Regions from separate parts of the Homo sapiens genome. Here region 1 is linked to region 2. A link is an interaction called in ENCODE POLR2A ChIA-PET data of the cell type or tissue named here. Cell type or tissue: OCI-LY7. All regions are shown on one strand. Each heading gives the region's core, and the rest is flanking DNA. Links, peaks and the distances in the headings are about the cores only.

Region 1 (5,379 bases), core at 314-5,313, 460 kb after region 2:
GATCCCTGAGCGATTCTCTGGCTCCAACTCGGGGAACACGGCCACCCTGACCATCAGCAGAGCCCAAGCCGGGGATGAGGCTGACTATTACTGTCAGGTGTGGGACAGCAGCACTGCACACAGTAACACAGGCAGATGAAGAAGTGAGACACAAACCCTTTCGCCATCTATGTCACCCTCTTTCTCTAATTCAAGGAGGACTATGAACAAAGCCTTACGCAGATCTGGTTAAATTCTCTTTAATCTCTGCCCCCAGCCTGTCCCTCCCTCCAGTCCTTCAGGCGGGGTCTGCAGAAAGTGCATCAGTAGTTCATTTAGGGTGATGTGATCAGGATGGACTGGTGTTTTGGTGACTCAGCTGTGACTTGGGAAAATAGGGCCTGCATGGAAGATCAGACTGAGGTAGACATCCACAGTTGTCTCTGGATTTCCATAGGTGGTGACAGGCCAGTCCTTGCCCCAAATGTCCTAGATCAGTCCCCAGAACTGCCCAGCTCAGGCTCCTGTGGTAGCCTGTCATTCTTTAGAGAAACACCAATGGAGTAGACACTGTGGGATCTGCCCAGATCCCCTGTTCTGAGCTTACCCACTAAGCACTACTGGGAGCTTCTGGCAGGTCAGAGCTGTGTCCTCACTGTAAAGTGCTGTTCGGTGCAGAAAACAGACTCCTCCAGGTCTATGCCCTTTCTCAGTGAGGTTAGATTTCATGACTGCCTGAGGCCGAGTTCTCGACTCTGCCTCAATATAGGAAGACCTGAAAATCCTCCCAGCTCCACAGCTCTCTGTAGGAAAGACTTGAGACCTCAATGAGGGTCAGGGTCTCCTGCCCAGGGTTGCCTCCCTCACCTCCTTTCACATCCTCTGTGCATGCAATTCCTCATCTCAGAGTCTGCTTCCAGGGAACCCAATTAAGATCACCAGCCATCCCCAACATGGGCCATGTGGGACTTCAGGAGGCCACTGTATGCTGGAAAGCACCTGTTTATTCCTAAATTAGCACTGTGAGTATCCACACGCCCAATGAGATCTGAGTGTTTCTTGCATTTGCATGGAATGAGAAGGGAGCCTGACTCGCCAGGTGCTCTGGGGTCTAAGGGAGAGTTGGAGTCAGATCTCCCTGCAGGGAAACCTGGGGCAGGAGGAGCAGCCTTACCCCATGCAGGGACCACAGATGCACCCACAGGGTGAGCTTAAGTATGGACACTGCCTACCTCCACCCTCCACATCCTGTGTAAAAAATCATTCTTTCCACCCCTCCTCCAGCCTATCAAAGTTGACACTTAAAAAGCCACCACAACCCACCCTTGTCAACAGGAAACCCATTCACATCTCCATCAGCCACACAATCTCCACATAAAGATTCTTCAAAAAATAATAACAATAGCCATGCAAAGTATATGATATATATCATAAATAATTGTACTTAGATTATATATGAAAATGATACTCTTTTTGATATGCTAGGTAAATAAAATACATTATTTAAACTCATTGACTTCTTCTCTTTGTATTTATAACATGATGACTAGACAGTGGGATTCCCATGAGGCTCACATCACATTGTGATTGAACAAGGCTGGTCTGCAGGGCTTCAGGTTACAGGGGCTGTGGAGTGACCTGGTGCAGGAAGCCCCGTCTCCATCCATAGGACATCAGTGTGAACCCAGGGAGAGGCGCTGGTATAAGAGAGATGAGAACACAGGTGTGAACCACCTGCTTGTGCAGGGGACTGAGCCTTCACTTTGAGCCAAATAAGTTTTCTTTCCCAAGTTCGATCCTGAACAAGAGGGCTTTCTGGACTTCTTTTTGTTTTCAGGTTTGTGCCCCTTCAGGTTTGGGGCTGTCTGGAGTCCCAGCCAGGGGACAGTGAGGAAATCCAGCAGTCTCACACTGACTCTGTTGTATTTCATCTGCTGGGGCCATCCCAAACTGCTGCGTACCATTTCCTTTCCTGGTGCTCAAATAGCTGCTCCATGCACTTGTCATGGTTTTATAGCTCAATCTAGATGGGAAGACAGGATAGTGTATGTTACAATATTTAAATAGAACCTGAATCCCTTAATAGTTATTTTAATATGGAACATTAAAAGAGTTGCATCATAGGCAATGGGGAAAGATGAAGAAAGATTAAACGCATTTGGAGGAAAAACTAAAAATGTCTTTATTGAATGTCTGTGTGTCTTCAGTGTCGAAGGGTTGAGAGAGGTCAGCTTTAGGTTGTCCTGAGGATGTGCTCAGATGGGGGAAAGTAAGAAAGCCGGAAACGTGCATCTCTGTGACCTGACACATAAATCACAGTAAAATGGAAGTAAATCTTTCAATAAACCTTTCAAGATAACATCACTCTGGTGCACATAGAAAGGCCTGTTAGCAAACTTTCCCTTTTCCCTGCTGGCTCATATCCCCATGGATCACCTGTATGCAGAACGGACTCTGTGGTCTCCATTTATCAGGCTGAGAACCAGAGGCTGGGAAGGACAAGTCACCTGCTCATGAGTGGGAGGGGCAGGATTGGGAGCAGCGGACTCAGGCTCAGGACTGTGGCCCTGGTTGGTGCTCCTTGTTCCCTTCACAGGGTCCCACCCACATGTGCCCGTGTGGATGTGGGTGCACTGCCTGGGGTGGCTGATGTGCTCCAGGGATTTGATGGTGCAGATGCTTCAGGACAAAGCATGGGAGTGGGGATGGGACGAGGCTGCCGCTGGGCAGACCAGGGACCAACGCCACCCAGCAGAGGCTTCCAGTGGGGTTGGGCAGCCCCATTTCCTGAGAATAGAGAGAACCTGGCAATGAGTGCCAGAAAGAGGTTACTTCGAGGTGTGCCCAGGCCTGGAGGGTCACAGAGACACAGGCACCACACAGCAGAGACACTGAGGGCCAAGAGCTCACTCAGGTGAGGGGCTTCAGCAGATTTTTCTCTCCTGAGCAAATCACGTGCAAAGAAATCAACTTCCTGTCATCAGAATAGACAATCAGGGACTTTAGTCTCCTTGGCTGAGCCCCGCTGTCAAGGGAAGCAGAAGTCTCTAAGCCCAGGCCCAAGTGAGGGTGGGGTGAGAAGAGGAGCTCAGGATGCAGATTTGCATGGAGGTCCCGCCCTTCTCTGAGGCAGAGGGGATAAGACAGGGCTGGGGGCAGGCCCAGTGCTGGGGTCTCAGGAGGCAGCGCTCTCAGGACGTCACCACCATGGCCTGGGCTCTGCTCCTCCTCACCCTCCTCACTCAGGGCACAGGTGATGCCTCCAGGGAAGGGGCCACAGGGACCTCTGGGCTGATCCTTGGTCTCCTGCTCCTCAGGCTCACCTGGGCCCAGCACTGACTCACTAGACTGTGTTTCTCCCTTTCCAGGGTCCTGGGCCCAGTCTGCCCTGACTCAGCCTCCCTCCGCGTCCGGGTCTCCTGGACAGTCAGTCACCATCTCCTGCACTGGAACCAGCAGTGACGTTGGTGGTTATAACTATGTCTCCTGGTACCAACAGCACCCAGGCAAAGCCCCCAAACTCATGATTTATGAGGTCAGTAAGCGGCCCTCAGGGGTCCCTGATCGCTTCTCTGGCTCCAAGTCTGGCAACACGGCCTCCCTGACCGTCTCTGGGCTCCAGGCTGAGGATGAGGCTGATTATTACTGCAGCTCATATGCAGGCAGCAACAATTTCCACAGTGTTTTAAGTCAATGAGGAAGTAAGATCAAAACCTGCCCTGGGCTCTCAGGCCCCCTTCTTGCTCTGCAGATGCTTCCTCACGCTGTATAAGGGTTTCCTGCAGGATGGCCTTGACAATTCTCCTCTCTCAGCTCCTCTCCTTTCCCACCATGAGGTCTAAAAGGAAACCTGCTCGTGATTTCTCGTTCAGGACTGTGGCAACTTCCTTTTGCTTGTGTGCTCTGGTCCCTTAACGTGCAACTATTCCTAGCTCTTCAATGCAGGGACGTAGGGACAAGGAGTTTACTGCTTGGTGCAGTCCCTCCTGTTTTCAGGAACATCCTCATTCTAAATGCATCCCCCATCTGTCACACTATGCAGATCAATCTGGACAGAAGCCATCAGGGGGATGGCTTCCAGTTTCCAGGAATTGCATCTTGTTCCACTCTGTGTCCACCACGCTCTAATGAAGATGGCCCTCCTAGCTTAAAGTGACCACTTTAAGAAGACTTGAAGATGTTTTTGAGGGATTAAGAACAAAGAGGATGCTGCTGTTTTTCTTTTTATTGCTCCTGCTCTTTGCCGAAATTCCTCAGGTTGCTGAGCTGGGGAGATTTTGAGTGACAGGCTCAGTGCTCTCGCAGAATTCTCCTCCCCTCACATCGCTGAGGCCCTGTCCTGGAAACTCCTCACAAGTGGACGGTCTTCCCATAGGATGGGGGATTCCAAAATGGCTCCACAGGAAAGAGTTAACCTGAGTCCACCTCCCTTCCTCATGGACATCGAGCATTTCTAATTTTCATGGCTGTCAATACTTTTGTACCTGGAATCCCTAATAATCTAATGGTGAGAATTGATTTAGAACACATTCGGACATTAGCTGGGTCCAATATTTAAATTTTCTGAGCCAGTTGTTAAATACAGCTATTATCATATATAGTTTAGGCTCCTTAAACTTCGATTATACAGATTATATTTAAAACAAAGTAACTAGTTTACTATATATATTTACAAAGTAACTACTATATAACATCATGTTGTGTACCTGAAATATAAACACTAAAATTTATTTCAAAAACCAAAGTGTATTGTCTATTGATGCATAAAAAAACACTCACAAAACTTAGCACACTAAGAGAACACATGTCTGTGACCTTGTGACTTGGATGCACCTAGAATTGGGAGTAGCTTAGTTTGGTCATTCTCGCTCCTGGTTAATCACGAGGTTGCAGCCAAGCTGTCAGGCCAGGCTGCATTCAGGCTACATCTGCCAAAGAGGTTAGGAACTGTGGAAGCCTCCCTCTGGCTGTGGAAGCCTCCCTCTGGCTGTGGAAGCCTCCCTCTGGCTGGGAGACTTCCGCAGTTCCTAACCTCTTTGGCAGATGTAGATCATCTCAAGGATAAAGGAGAGAGTGGAGTGAAGGCCCCTGTCCTTGTCCTCCATGTAAAAGACCATCCCATGCATGCACTATTTTTTATTCTTTGCTGAGACATCCTAGGCATAGAGCACTGCCCCATTCATTCAAAGGTTGTAGAGTATTCTATGGTAGAATTTTAGCCAACTCACTTTTAATGGTTATTATCACTATTTTGATCTTATAAATAACACTGCAGCGAACATCCTTATGTAGACTCCTTTGATTTTATATGTAGACATGACCATAGAATAAATTTCTAGAAGTCAAATTGCTGAGTCAAAAGGATGTGTGCTTGTAATTTTCACTCACTGTCCTCAGATT
Region 2 (5,379 bases), core at 79-5,078:
GCGGTATTAAGGTGGTATTGTATTGTAGTTTTGATTGGTATTTCCCTGATCATTAGTGATGCTGTTCATTTTTCTTTATGTCTGTTGGCCATTCATATATCTTCTTTTGAGAATTTTTATTTATGCCTTTAGCCTACTTTTTGATGAGATTGTTTAGTTTTTTTCTTGATAATTTGTTTGAATTCTTTGTAGATGCTAGCCCTTAGTCATTAGGTGGATATGTAGATTGTGAAGATTTTCTTCCACTCGGTGGGCTGTCTGTTAACTCTGCTGATTATTTCTTTTGCTGTGAAGAAGCTTTTTAGTTTAATTAGGTCCCATCTATTTATCTTTGTTCTTGTTGCATTTGCTTTTGGGTTCTTGGTCATGAAGTCTTTGCCTAAACCAATGTCTAGAAGGGTTTTTCTGATGTTATCTTCTAGAATTTTTATTGTTTCAGGCCTTAGGTTTAAGTCTTTGATTCATCTTGAGTTGATTTTTGTATAAGCTGAGAGATGAGGATCCAGGTTTATTTCTTTCACATTTGGCTTGCCAATTATCCCAGCACCATTTCTTGAACAGGGTGTCCTAGAGTATAGTTTGAAGTTAGGTAACCTGATGCCTCTGGATATGCTTTTTGTTGTTGTTGTTGTTTGTTTGTTTTTTCTTAGTCTTGCTTTGGCTATGCAGGCTCTTTTTTGGTTCCATATGAATTTTAGGATTGTTTTTTCTAGTTCTGTGATAAATGATGTTGGTATTTTGATGGGAATTGCATTGAATTTGTAGATTGCTTTTGGTAGTATGATCATTTTCACAATATTGATTCTACCCATTCATGAGCATGGGATGTGTTTTTATTTGTTTGTGTCATCTATGATTTCTTTCAGCAGTGTTTTGTAGTTTTCTTTGTAGAGTTCTTTAATCTCCTTGGTTAGGTATATTCCTAAGTATTTTTTTTTTTGCAGCTATTTGTTAAAGGGGTTGAGTTCTTGATTTGATATTCAGCTTGGTCCCTGTTGTTGTATTTGTGTGCCTTAATTTTGTATCCCGAAACTTTGCTGAATTCATTCACCAGTTCTCGGAGCTTTTTGAATGAGTCTTTAAAGTTTTCTAGGTATACGATCTTATTATAAGCAAACAATGACAGTTTGACTTCCTCTTTACCAATTTGGATGCCCTTAATTTCTTTCTCTTGTCTGATTGCTCTGGCTAAGACTTCCAGAACTATGTTGAACAGAAGTGGTGAAAGTGGGCATTCTTGTCTTGTTCCGGTTCTCGGAAGAAATGCTTTTAAGTTTTTTCTGTTCAGTATAATGTTGGCTGTGGGTTTGTAATAGAGGGCTTTCATTACCATAAGGTATGTCTCTTCTATGCCAGTTTTGCAGAGGGTTTTAATCATGAAGTGATGATGGATTTTATCAAGTACTTTTTCTGCATCGATTGAGATAATCTGTGATTTTTGTTCTTAATTCTGTTTATGTGGTATATTACATTTATTGACTTTGTATGTTAAACCATCCCTGCATCCTTGGTAAGAAACCCACTTCATCATGGTGGACTATGATTTGATAGCTGTTGGATTGGGTTAGCAAGTATTTAGTTTAGGATTTTTGCATCTATGTTCATCAGGGATATTGGTCTGTAGTTTTCTTGTTTTGTTATGTCCTTCCCCTCATTTTGGTTTTAGGGTGACACTGGCTTCATAGAATAATTTATTCCCTCTTTCTCCATCCTGTGGGTTAATGTATTAGTATTCTCCAGAGGGAAAGAACTAATGGAATATATATATATATATATATATATATATATATGAGTTTATTAAGTATTAACTCACATAATCACAAGTCACACAATAGGCCATCTGCAGGGTGAGGAGCAAGGAGAGCCAGTCCATGTTCCAAAACTGAAGAGCTTGGAGTCCAATGTTCAAGGGCAGGAAGGATCCAGCACTGGAGAATGATGTAGGGTGGGAGACTAAGCCAATCTCTCTTTCACATTTTTCTGTCTGCTTATATTCTAGCCATGCTGGCATCTGATTAGATTGTGCACGCCCAGGTTAAGGGCGGGTCTGCCTATCCCAGCCCACTTACTCAAATGTTAGTCTCTTTGGCAAAACCCTCACAGACACACTGAGGATCAATACTTTGTATCCTTCAATCCAATAAAGTTGACACTCAATATTAACCATCGCAATTACTGTCATAGACTTGGTGCCAATTCTTCTTTCAATGTCTGATAGAATTCAAATGTGAATCTGTCTGGTCCTGGACTTTTTTCGGGGTTTGACTTTTTAAAATTATTATTTCAATCTCACTGCTTGTTATTGGTCTGTTCAGAGTTTCTACATCTTCCTGGTTTAATCTAGGAGGGTTGTATATATTCAGATATTTATCAATCTTCTCTAGGTTTTTCAGATTATGTGCATATTATCTTTTATATAGTTTTTTTGTTTTAATTTTATTTAGTTCTGGTCTAATCTTTGTTATTTCTTTTCTTCTGCTGAGTTTGGGTTTGCATTGTTCTTGATCCTCCAGTTTCATGAGGTGTGACCTTAGAAGGTCTGTTTGTGCTCTTTCAGGCTTTTTGATGTATGTATTTAATGCTAAACTTTTCCCTTAGCACTGCCTTTGCTGTATCCTGGAGGTTTTGATAGGTTGTATCAAGATTTAGAACTACTGCAACCTTACTATTGACCAACAGGTTTTTAATTCCTAAGAGTGTGACCTCACTGAATCCTGACAACAGCTTTATGATTGCTTTTCATGCAGTAGGCCCTGGTTAGAGAGGGGAGTGCTTGTGGCCTGGAGGTAGGATTCTGCAATTTATCAAATAAAAACACTGGAGGTCAGTTAAATTTGAATTCAGTAAAACAATGACAAAGAATTAGTATGTGTTAGTATCTCCCACACAATATTTTTCAGTTGAAATACAACTTATCTGGGTGCCCTGTCGTTTATCTGCCAACTCCTCACAGGATTCAAGGCTTGGAAGAGGGAGTGTTGGGGCTGGCCTCGTCTTACTGATGCCAGTTCTATGAGATGAACCTCAAAGGCAGAGCTTCTCTAACACAGCTACCCTCAAGAAAGCACGTCAGTTAGCACTAAATACATGGTATAAGTTCCTCAATCAATAGTGCCTACTCACTTCCCTAATTCTTCTTTGTATTATTCTTCAAGTCTGCAGACTCAGGACCTCTGCTGGGGTTGCTGCAGCCAGAGTTCTGGATGAGGGACCTCATAAGCCTTTCAAAACCAGACGCAGGGGGACTACTCAGTCCCCACGCAGCGGGGCTTAAGCCAGGGGTAAATAAGTAAGAAATGGAAGAGCTCAGCATGGCTCTCCCTTTGTCCAGTGAGACAGCAAACTCCAGGGTCCTTTTGATGCTGAAGGTGCGTGGGCTGAGAGTAGGGGGAGACCCACCCTGAGAGCCCAGAACTTCCAGGACAGGACTTGTCAGTCTGAAAAGGGGCCACACTCTTGAGTGGGGAAGAAGGAGGCATCTCTCGCCACAGGCCTGCATTTCTGGTGGCTTCCCCTTCACCAAACTGTGCTCTCTGCTCTGATGTCTATCAGAGAATCTCCTTCAGTGAGACTAAGATCCCAGGACTTTACTAAAAATAACAGCATGAACCAGATAGATTTGTAATGGTACCAGAATTCTCTGCAGAGCAATGAGTACAAATGCAGCTTAACAAAGGCCCTCACACTCATAACTGAAAGGCTCAGTAGGTCTGGGTCTGGGGCAGTACTGGGTGCTGTAGGCTTGTCCTTGAGGCATCTACAAGTAAGAACAACTGGGAAGCCATCCTGCTGTGACCCTGTATCATCTGCTCACTGCTCACTGGGCTCAGCAGCTGTGTCCTCACAGGGAACCAGGTTCAGCCAACCTGGCCTTCTCCACCCCACCTAGAACATGTATTCCGGTGACTGTCTGGACTGAGGTTCTATGAAGGGACTGGCAGACAAGAAGAGGGGGCTGATTTGCATGAAGAAACCATTGCACACCCTTTCCTTTCATCTAAAACCCATTAATGGATACTCTGGGGCCACCCACAGAAGTCTAGCTTGTCTCCTAAATTTGAGAGTTAGGAAGGAGTCATTTCTTATCAATCTACAGGTAGAGGGGCCATCAGCAGCAGAGGGCCAGAGTGAGGGAGAAACTGGCTTCGAGAGACTCATCAACACAGCCACCAACTCTTGGACAAATGGGGCACTTGCTATAACAGTCACCCCAAGCTACTCACAGGAGCCTGAGCCTAGTCCCCTCACCTTATTGCTTTTGATTCTGGTCCATGCCTCTGTTTTCCCTGGACTCTTTGCCCATGTCTGAGTCCAGGGAGGCAGGGGTTGCTCCATCTCAGTCAAAATCTATGTATATGTAACAGCTACTATGGCTTGGAGCAGAGTCCACTGTTGTACCTATGAGGGCCTATCCTGCTCCACCATCCCCTTACACAGGTGACAACTGCTATGTTTCTGATGGACTGACCCTTTTCCCCTGGAAGACACAAGGTATTTATTCCTTTCTAACACAAGGCATATAGTGGAGGGGGTAGGGGTGGGTGTGAAGCAGAGTGGCTTTTCCAGATATAATGCAGTAAGGCCCTGGTTACAGAAGATCATTTCACAAAATTCCACACCCTTTCATGATAAAAACACTCAACAAACTATGAATAGAAGGAAACTTCCTCAACATAGTAAAGGCCATCTATGAAAATCCTACAACTAACATCGCATGCAATCTGAAAGACCAAAGATATGTTTTTGTAATATCTATCAGGATCAAAGCAACAATGCACATTTTCACCACTTCTATTAAGACAGTATTGGAAGACCTAGCCAGAGTAATTAGGCAAGAGAAAGAAATAAACAGAATAAAAATTAGAAATAAAAAGTAAAATTATCTCTGTTTTCATTTGATTTAATGTCATATGTAGAATACCCTTAAAAGTCCCACAAAAGAAAACTTTGTCAGAATGATTAAATGTATTCGGTAATATTTCTGAATACAAAAATCACCATGTAAAATTATCTCATGGCTGGGCATGGTGACTCATGCATATAATCCTAACACTTTGAGAGGCTGAGGTGGGAGGACTGCTTGTGGTCAAGAGTTCAAGAACAGCCTGGGCAACAAAGCAAGGCCCTGTCTCTACAAAAAGAGAGAGAGAGAGATGAAAGAAGAAAGGAAAGAAAGAAAGACAGAAAGAAAGGAGGAAGGAAAAGAAAGAAAGAAAGAAAGAAAGAAAAGAAAGAAGGAAGGAAGGAAGAAAGAAAGAAAGAAAGAAAGAAAGAAAGAAAGAAAGAAAGAAAGAAAGAAAGAAAATCTCTTACATTTCAATACTTGAGCAAATAGGAAACAACCCAAAACAAAATCGGGACCCACACCCATTAGGATGG

Evidence for each region. ChIA-PET counts read pairs that join two places held together with the same protein. Peaks named below come from ENCODE experiments on the same cell type or tissue, not always from the same donor. Only the 100,000 strongest peaks of a DNase experiment are listed, where the experiment ranks them.
Region 1: POLR2A ChIA-PET joins it to region 2 with 15 read pairs; 2 of 35 experiments call an interaction of 5 or more read pairs at or near these places.

The regions. Positions count from the first base shown.
Region 1 is chr22:22,819,635-22,825,013 of GRCh38, forward strand. It overlaps MIR650 (microRNA 650), which reads left to right and starts at 3,142; the gene lies at 3,142-3,237. LOC105372948 (a long non-coding RNA gene) reads right to left here. Exons shown (of 4, transcript XR_938047.2): 4 at 1,347-2,002. It also overlaps IGL, IGLV3-9 and IGLV2-8. In OCI-LY7, for the core only: no CTCF peak of the experiment used is centred there; DNase peaks (open chromatin) are centred at 1,257, 3,037 and 3,697; H3K4me3 peaks cover 2,946 bases; H3K27ac peaks cover 4,598 bases.
Region 2 is chr22:22,360,017-22,365,395 of GRCh38, forward strand. It overlaps IGL. Among named protein-coding and RNA genes, the nearest start is that of VPREB1, 120 kb to the left of the region's middle. In OCI-LY7, for the core only: no CTCF peak of the experiment used is centred there; a DNase peak (open chromatin) is centred at 3,125.